Regions from separate parts of the Homo sapiens genome. Here region 1 is linked to region 2. A link is an interaction called in ENCODE POLR2A ChIA-PET data of the cell type or tissue named here. Cell type or tissue: A673. All regions are shown on one strand. Links, peaks and the distances in the headings refer to the core of each region. The heading gives the core; the rest is flanking DNA. Region 1 has its middle 69 kb from the start of LINC01066. Region 2 has its middle 13 kb from the start of LINC01066.

The links. ChIA-PET counts read pairs that join two places held together with the same protein. Peaks named below come from ENCODE experiments on the same cell type or tissue, not always from the same donor. Only the 100,000 strongest peaks of a DNase experiment are listed, where the experiment ranks them.
Region 1: POLR2A ChIA-PET joins it to region 2 with 7 read pairs; 3 of 35 experiments call an interaction of 5 or more read pairs at or near these places.

The regions. Positions count from the first base shown.
Region 1 is chr13:31,063,103-31,067,497 of GRCh38, reverse strand. No RefSeq gene overlaps it. Among named protein-coding and RNA genes, the nearest start is that of LINC01066, 69 kb to the right of the region's middle. In A673, for the core only: no CTCF peak of the experiment used is centred there; no DNase peak of the experiment used is centred there.
Region 2 is chr13:31,007,175-31,011,569 of GRCh38, reverse strand. No RefSeq gene overlaps it. Among named protein-coding and RNA genes, the nearest start is that of LINC01066, 13 kb to the right of the region's middle. In A673, for the core only: no CTCF peak of the experiment used is centred there; no DNase peak of the experiment used is centred there; H3K4me3 peaks cover 3,013 bases; H3K27ac peaks cover 3,790 bases.

The DNA.
Region 1 (4,395 bases), core at 75-4,074, 56 kb before region 2:
GCCTGTCGCAATGCTGAAACTACAAAGATGGGAGCCATCCGAGGACCCAACACCCCAAAAGAGCATATCACAAGCATGATAGGCGTAAAAGCAGTACCTATTACTAGAGCGCTGGGCCCATGGATGGAGCTGGAAATGACAGCTTTCATAGAATCCTAGTAGTTCAGCTAGAAATAAAAAAGTGAGAAAATGCTAATTAATAAAATCACCCCACAGGTCACAAGAGTTTGTAAAAACGTCTAAAGCATTCTTTCAAAATGCATTTCATGAGGAAGAAAGGAACCACTTGCTCAAAAGATAGGAACGTTTCAAAAAAGCACACGTCTGTGTGGGCAGACCCGTGTAGGTAGCCTGGTGGAGTGTGGAGTGGGTGATGGTCTCTTCCCGTTACACTCGCTTGAGGAGAACACTAGAACAGACAATGCCTGGGTATCCTTTCTGACAGTCCGTGTTCAAGTTTCTACTGGCTATTTTAGATTTTTCTGAGAAAATCTGAATGTTGCCTGCATAGCCGCAGGGCTTTTACAGAGAAAACAATTTGTCCTTCCCTAGAACTCATTTTTAAATTGGAGGCTATGCTGAATATCGTACCGGGAGGAATAAAACTGCCCCCGACCCCCGTCTTTGAAAATCAAGAGCTGGACTCTGGAACAAATGTGCGGGAATTAGGGAACCAGGGCTTTTGGGCAGGACCCTGAGAAAGGGCCAGGGGCAGTCTTAGCTGCATGGGACCAGATTCCGTGGGGTTTGAGGAGCTCCTCTCCTCTCAGACCACCTTTCCCAGCAGAAGTCCTTATTAGGAATATGGGTGTGGCTGGGAGCCAGTGGTTCACACCTGTAATCCCAGCACTTTGGGAGGCTGAGGCAGGAGGATTGCTTGAGTCCAGGAGTTTGAGACCAGCCTGGGCAACATAGCAAGAACCCATCTCTACAGGAGGGAATCTTATCAGGGTCATGGAAATGTTCTAAAATTGGATTATGGTAATACTTGCACAACTCATTACACTTATAAACTGTACATTTAAATGAGTGAATTTTATGATATAAATTGTACCTCAATAAAGTTGAAGAAAAAAGAACCCCATTCTACATTCCAGCTACCCTTGAGAAACATGTCATATTACTACGTATGCTTGTTTATTCAGATTATTGTTTTGTTTTTTTTCTTTCTTCTTTTTTCAGGTTATTGTTTTCTTTTTGTACCTAGCTTTCTTAATTCACATTTCTGTTCTATTGCAGGATTGGTACTTAATTTTCTTCTCTTTGTATTCACTTTGTTGGTTTTCATCTTTTAGACAAATGCTATTTTCTTGGCCCAATTTTTCTTTCCCTTTAATTTTCCTTTCCCTTTAATTTTCCTTTTCACTTATCAAATGTTTGGTGATGTTTCCGTTTTTCCTTTCATTGTATTGTATTTCCCACCACTCTTTTCTTACATATGGCTTCATAATTAAGAACCTTCTCTGCCTGGCCGAAGCCTGATGTGTTTAGACAGAGTTAAGAGGCGTGGGCATGAGACCGTGCTCCCCCACTGGCTGCTCTCATCACAGCCATCCTCGGGACACTGCTCCCCTCCTGTTCCTTCGGCTGCCATGTCCACTCTGCACGTGGTTTCTGGGCTCTCTTGACATAAAGGACACTGTCTTGCTTCTTTATGCATTTGAGAAATACAAATATAGCTTCTCAGAGCCAATAGAAGTCTCAGGGAGTCAATCTCACATTGGTAATCACATTACTGGTCCTAAGACACTCTGGCCATTTGAGTTGCCTCTTACTCCAACATGAGGAAGGAAACGCCATCTGCTACCTTCGGACTCAAAAGACACCTGGGATAAGGCCCTCCCAAGCCAATCACAGCACAAAACTCAAACTGATTAATTTCACTAGCTTCAGAAAAACAGATGTGTATCATTCTTTATACTATTCTGTGTATTTCACGGAATATTTATTTTTGTTTTCAGCTAGGTTTGAGAAGTTATCTCCAGACCAGCAGTGACTTATTAAAGAATACTTACTATTTCTTATTTATTTGACTGCTTGTGGGATATATCTGGAGAGAGACAGAGGACAGGCTGGAAAATTCTTTTTTTTTTTTTTTCCAGAGATAATATTTCACTCTGTCACTCAGATTGGAGTGCAGGAGTGTGATCATAGCTCCAGATAACCTCCAACTCCTGGGCTCAAGTGATTCTCCTGCCTTAGCCTCCCAAATAGCTGAGACTACAAATGTAGACCACCGCACCTGGCTAATTTAAAGACATTTTTTGTAGAGACGGGGTCTTGCCATGTTATCCTCAAGAGATCTTTCCTCTTTGCCTTCCCAAAGTGCTGGGATTACAGACATGAGCCACCTCATCCTACCACAAATTCTAGCTTACTTTTACTTTTTTTTTTTTTTTTACCTGAGTAACCCAGTCTCCATGCACTTTCCAATGGATATAGTTTATATTTGGAGAGGGCACCGCATTGTTAATGGTAATGTTTGGCATGTTCTTAATTTTGGGCATCTTCTTCCAAGTTCTAAGGGGAAAAACATAAAAATCTCAAAAGATGAGAATGACTCACCATCACACATCCTTCTCATTCTAACTAGGAGCCTTTTCTCAGGCTCTTTTAGGTCAGGAATCACCCCCTGCCCCCATAGCCTTCACTCATATAATTCTTCTCATTCTCGGAGGCCTCAATAATCATCCTCAGGGCCTCTCTGCATATGCCAGACCATTTGAGCTCTCTCTTTTCTGGATTCCAGAAAAGTCGAGCATGTAGCTGCCATTTTTGATGTGTGCTGCTCTTATTTTCTCATAAGATGTGTACAGCCTGAAGGCAAGTGTGCTTCCTTTAGAGTCCCACGAGCCCCAGCAGTGAGGAGGACTCAACAAACTGACTGGGTGAGGGCTCCAAGGACTAACCTGTGTGTTCCAGTAAGGGCTTGAGCGGCCTTTCAAAATATGATATTGCACTTTTGAAGTCAGTCCCACAAAGAAGTGGACTTTGCTTGTAGTCAACATGTATGAAGGCAAATGGTGGCATCTGTGAAGTCCCATGTCATAAAAGTTCTTGAATAATTGATTAACTCAAATGAGGGCTCTGAGACAGGCTGTCCTTTCCATGGCCAAGGCAGGAACAAAGCAGTTGGTGCAATGAGGAATGATGAACTGTGGAAGACGCCATGGATGTCCACCTCTTCCCAACAAAATCAAGGCACAGATCTCCTAATCTCAGGGGCCTATTGTGACCCAGTTCTGGCCAGTGAAATGAAGTGAAATCAGCGGAGGAGCTCTGGGAAAACTTTTTCTTGTCTAATAAAATGTGAAACTAGTGTGAGACATACATCCTCTCTTTCCTCTCTCTGTATGTGTATGTGTGTGTGTGTCTGTCTGTCTGGTTTTCCTCTCCCCTGGTTGGCACTCTTCATCCTGATTCCAAACACAATTGAGATGTCTGGAGCTACAGCAGCCATTTTGAGACCCTGAGGCCACAGTGTGAAAGACAAAAAGTCAAGAGGCTAAGGATGGTGAAATGAGAGGATGAAGACTCAAAACTCTTGACTACATCATTAATCAGCTAAACCCATGTGGGCAACCACCTATATCCGGACATGTTTGTTAAAAGAAAACCCTTTTATTCTCTATGAGTCATTTTTCCCTGTTACTTAATAATAGCAAACATTTATTAAGTTCTTATTATGTGTCAAGCACTGTTCCAAGAACTTTATACCTTTATAGTTATTGATCCATTTACTTGTTTATTTTTGAAACAGAGTCTTGCTCTGTGGCCCAAGCTGGAGTGCAGTGGCAGGATCTTGGCTCACCGCAACCTCCACCTCCCAGGTTTAAGTGATTCTCCTGCCTCAGCCTCCCTGGTAGCTGGGATTACAGGTGCCTGCCACCACAGTAAGCTAATTTTTGTATTTTTAGTAGAGACAGGGGTTTGCCATGTTGGCCAGACTGATCTCAAACTTTTGACCTGAAGTGTGTGCTCCAACCACATCAGCCTCCCAAAGTGCTGGGATTACAGGCATGAGCCACCACTCCTGGCCTCTTGATCCATTTCCTCTTAAACATAACTCTATGAGATAAGCACTATTCATTATTCCTTTTTTAGGGATGAGGAAACTGAGACACAGAAAGATAAGTATCTTGCCAAAGTTAGCAAGTAGCAGGATGAGGATTCAAACCCAGGCAGTCTGGATTGCAGCTTAAAACATTCATAACGGATGGATTAACTATACATAATAGTCTACAATGGACATTCCCATGGTTCAACAAATCATAGAATTGTGGGACTGTTTTAGAGTTGTGAGGGATCCTTTGAGATGAGTGAATATGTTACAGTAGATATAACCTGGAATGGTGATCTCTGCCTTATGGAAACCTGTAGGCAAGATGTTTTTAT
Region 2 (4,395 bases), core at 150-4,149:
TTGACTAATTCATCGAATATAGTATCCTTTTGAAATTCTGTTTCTTGAGTGGCTGTCTCTACAGCTTCAGAAAATAGACAGATATAATCAATGGTCTTAAGATTCTAAAAGAGAAAGTGACTCCAGAAGGTTTGGGGCTTCCCCGGGGTTGAAATTCAGAGGATTCCCCAGCAGCTTGTCCAGATGAAGAGGAAAGGAGGGAAGTCTAAGGGGAGCTCGTCAGTGAATCTAGATTGTTAAACCACTTGTGTAAAAATGGAGACCAGATATTGCTTAAGCAAGGGAAGGAGGGAAAAAATGGTGGGGGCGATTGTGCTGGGGACTTTCAAACCCAACACAAGCTGAAATTTGAAAGAGGGTTGTCTTTTTAGCCATGTTAGGAGCCAAAAATTAGAAAAGTACTTTAATTTTAAAATAATGAATGCAGGCTTGACAGCACTGTCACTAATATCTAGCCTCTGTTGAGGTTATTATGTGCCAAGCATTGAGTCTTTTACATGCACGTTTGTGTTAATCCTCTCATCAACTCTGTAGGAGAGATACAATTATTGTCTCCATTTTATAGATCAGGAAACTGAGGCACAGAAAGGTTGATGAACTTGCCAGGCTTCCCACAGCTAGTAAGTGCTGGAACCAGGATCCCAGCACAGGAGAGCCACGCTGCTCACTGGTCACTCAAGCCCCCTTCTCCAGACTCTGCTTGAGGTCCCCAGCTACCTCCAGGGACAGCACAGATGGATGAGCAGAGGGGGAGCAGTGTGGACTTGCCGGTCTCTAATGTCCCCTATCACCTCTCTTCTCATCCAGTGTAAAATTAGTGTAAATTGTTCTAACCCAAGTTGCTGGTCCCTTAGAAATGAACCTTAAATGCCTTTACTTGAAGGTGTTCTTCCTTTATTATTCTTTTAAAATAGTTAAAAGTAACAGTGACCTTTAAAGAGTCAGATCCTTCCCCTTCCCCCAGTGAGTATTAAAGACTTCCTACCATCAGGATATCACAGCTTATGTGAGCTTTTAAGAGGATCCAAATTTGTTGCAAGGCACGGCCCAAGCATTTTCCAGCTCGCTTCTCTAAATTAATCTGAAATGAGTACATTGCTGCTTTTCCAGCTGCTTGGGTATATTCCATGGCCTCTTAGTGGCTTAGAAATAAAGAGAGTTGCTTCCTCCAGCTTTACCAAATAAGCATGGCAGAGCTCATCTTGCCTGTATACACTGGTCAGCTATAGCAGTGGAGGGGGATGTTGAGAAGGCTATTAGGGCAATGACCACCCTAATAGGGAAGGTTAGGATGGATTAGCTCTGTGTCCTGAGCACTGGAGGGTGGAGTGGGCCTTAAGCAATGCATCTGTACCATGAGCAAGGCATTGGAGGAAGGCAGAGAAGACGAAGCTGGAAGGCACCATCCAACCCATAGAGTCATCCCCCTTCCTTTACAGTGGGGAAACTGAGACCCAGAGAAGTATCTTGTCGAAGGTCACATCACGGATTAGTGGCAGGAATAGAAGGCTTGTTTTTTTCTACATTAGAAATGGGATTAATTTATCCTCTTCCTGGAACAAGTTGATTGAATTGAATACAAAATTGGGAAGAACAAGGATGTTCCAAGTTGTCAAATTCCCTCCTGTAGATTCCCTCACACCCTCTCTCCTGACTGCCCTCCACCCAGCCCTGCCCTGCCAGGAGATGCCAGGTCCCTGCCAGGTCCTGTATTGTATCTTCTTTCTAGTGGGTCTCCCTAGGGCCCCTCCTTGCTGTCCATCTGTAACTTTTTCACCTATTAGGTTGCAAAGGGAATAAAGGCTCTAGCCATACCCTCTGGAGTTGTAGGCACCAGATGCTCAAATCAAGATAAAAAAAAGGGAAAGCCAAGAGTCTGGGGACAGGATGAATCAGAGCAAATCCAACCTTACTGCTTATTGTTGTGGTAAACTGTAAAAATGGCCCACACTCTTTGCCATATAATTTGGAGCTTGGCTTGTGACTTTGGTCAGTGGAAAATTAGAAAACATGATGCCAAAGAGGCTTTAAAAGGTATGCACAATGTGTGTGTCCTCTCTCTCATTTGATCTCCCTGAGAACATGCCCACGCTCGTCTGCTGGAAGAGGAGAGATACACGGAACAAGCCACGGTGCCCTGGTTCCCAGCCAAGCTCATCTTAGGTCAGCCAATGGCCTGCCGGGTTTCAGATGTGTGATCCAGCTAACTATGGCCAACAGAATTCTCTAGCTGATGAGCAGGCACCTGAGAAAACCAGTGAGTACTCTTGTGTGCCACTGAGGTTTTGTGGTAATGTGTTATGCAGCATGACTCTGGCAATCCATAACTGATACACTGTCTATTAACTTACATTCTAGTTGGTTCTACCACAGGCACATAGCCTGAAGCATCACCTCTTCCTATGGTATGTGTTGTAAATCATGACTTACAAATTTTCTCTTATATCATAATCCTCAGTAAGAATCTGTTAAACATATATATGCACACATGCTATTGATTATATACACACACTCACATATACACCATATTTTGTGAAACACTATTGACCTTTAATTTGTGTAAAGTGCTCTTATTTTTTTCTATTCTATTTCCTTTTCTCTACGCCTAAGTTGTGTCTACTATACACTAAGCTGATGTCATGACTCACTAGGGGGCAGAGAGCTGCAGTTTGAAAACCACATCACGCTTTGCCACAAGACTTTCTTATGTTAGCAATTCAACAGGTATTTTCTGTGCTCTTGGTACCCTTCTCAGTAATGGGCACAAATAAGCACTCAACAAATGTTTGTTGAATTCAACTGAATTGAGAGAAGTTTACAGTTATGAACTTCCTGGGTTTGTGTCCCTAATCCCTACATTTGAGATCTAACTTTATTTCCCAAGATTTCAGAGATATGACAATGACGGTACCCTTCTGGGAGTGCTGTATGAGTCATTCTTCACAGTTCTAGCAAATTGAAGAATGATTTCCAACACTGGCCCTACTGGTGGTCTGTCTGCCCACTCTTAGTGCACCTGCCTGCAGAAGCAAGAATGCAGTCCTGCATCTGCCCCGCCTGACCGTGTGAGGGTGGGAAGACGGAGGCCAAGTGCCGTATCATATCACTCATTGCTTCTCTTATGTCAGGCTGGTGTCTGGCACACAGTAGGTGCTTAGAAAACACCTGTTGAATTGAACTGAAGTGACATCAGGCCTCCAGGTCTGTTTCTTTATCTTTAATGGAAGGAAATTCGACCAGGTTCTTTCCAGCTTTAAAAATCTAATTCTAAGTAGTGTCAACTAAATCTGACTGTCTGCCGAGGTGGAATAAACAGCTACTACATGCTGTGCTCCAGCTGTGTCAGGAAAGGCCCCTCCCCTTACAGACACGCTGCCCACTGATGTGCCGGGCAGGCCAACTGGAGCAGCACAGCTTGGCATTAAGGTGTTCAGCCTTGTCGAAATACAAAAACGTCTGCAAAGGTACGTGCAAGCTATTATCAGTCTTTTACACCAGATTGAGAAAACAACTTCCAGAACTTTGCCTGGGAGCAGACCTTGAGAGAGGGAACAGTACTATATGAAGGAGTTGACCTGCGGTGCTAGGGGAACAAGCTTGGGGTCCTCAGAGATGAAAGGAGTGTGGCGACACTGAAGGTGAACTCGTACCGGCTCACAAATGGCCCAGTTCAGCCACTTGCTGTCTTCCCTGAGCTCTTTCCCAGTGTCTCTCAGCAAAGAAGTGAGAAGTGAAACTCAGAAACTCTTCATCTCCTCTATCCAAAGCCAATATTTTGCTCTATGAGCAATGCTGGCTCTTGCATGTTCTAAGGCAAATTAAAAATAGCTGCTGTGTGCTTATTTTCCTGCAGCGAATTTAAATGTGTGCCACTGAGGCCATCACTTTTTACTTTGAAGAGGCATCATCCCACGTCCTCCCACACAGACTGGATCCTGCACCAGCTCACACACACCTCACGCTGGGAGCTTCAGATCCTGTCACTATTCCAAGCTGGCAATGGGGAGCCTCGGGCCTCAGAGACACCCCACCAAACATAGTCCAGTCACAAGCAATATGGCTTGGGTAACTGCAGTCCCCAGACTGGCTAACCCAATTAGCAAAGGATGGAAACCAGGTGGAGTTATTTCCATATCTTGGCTATTGTCAACAGTGCTGCTACGAACATGGGTGTGCAGACATCTCTTTGAGATCCTGATTTCAGTTCTTTTGGGTATACGTTCAGAAGTCGGATTGCTGGATCATATGGTAGTTCTATTTTTAATTGTTTGAGGAACCTCTATAAAGTTTCAGTTATGCAAGATGAATTAGTTCTAGGGATCTGCTGTATAGCATTGCACCTATAGCCAACGATACTACCAAAGTCATCAATACTGAATGCACTTACAATTTTGT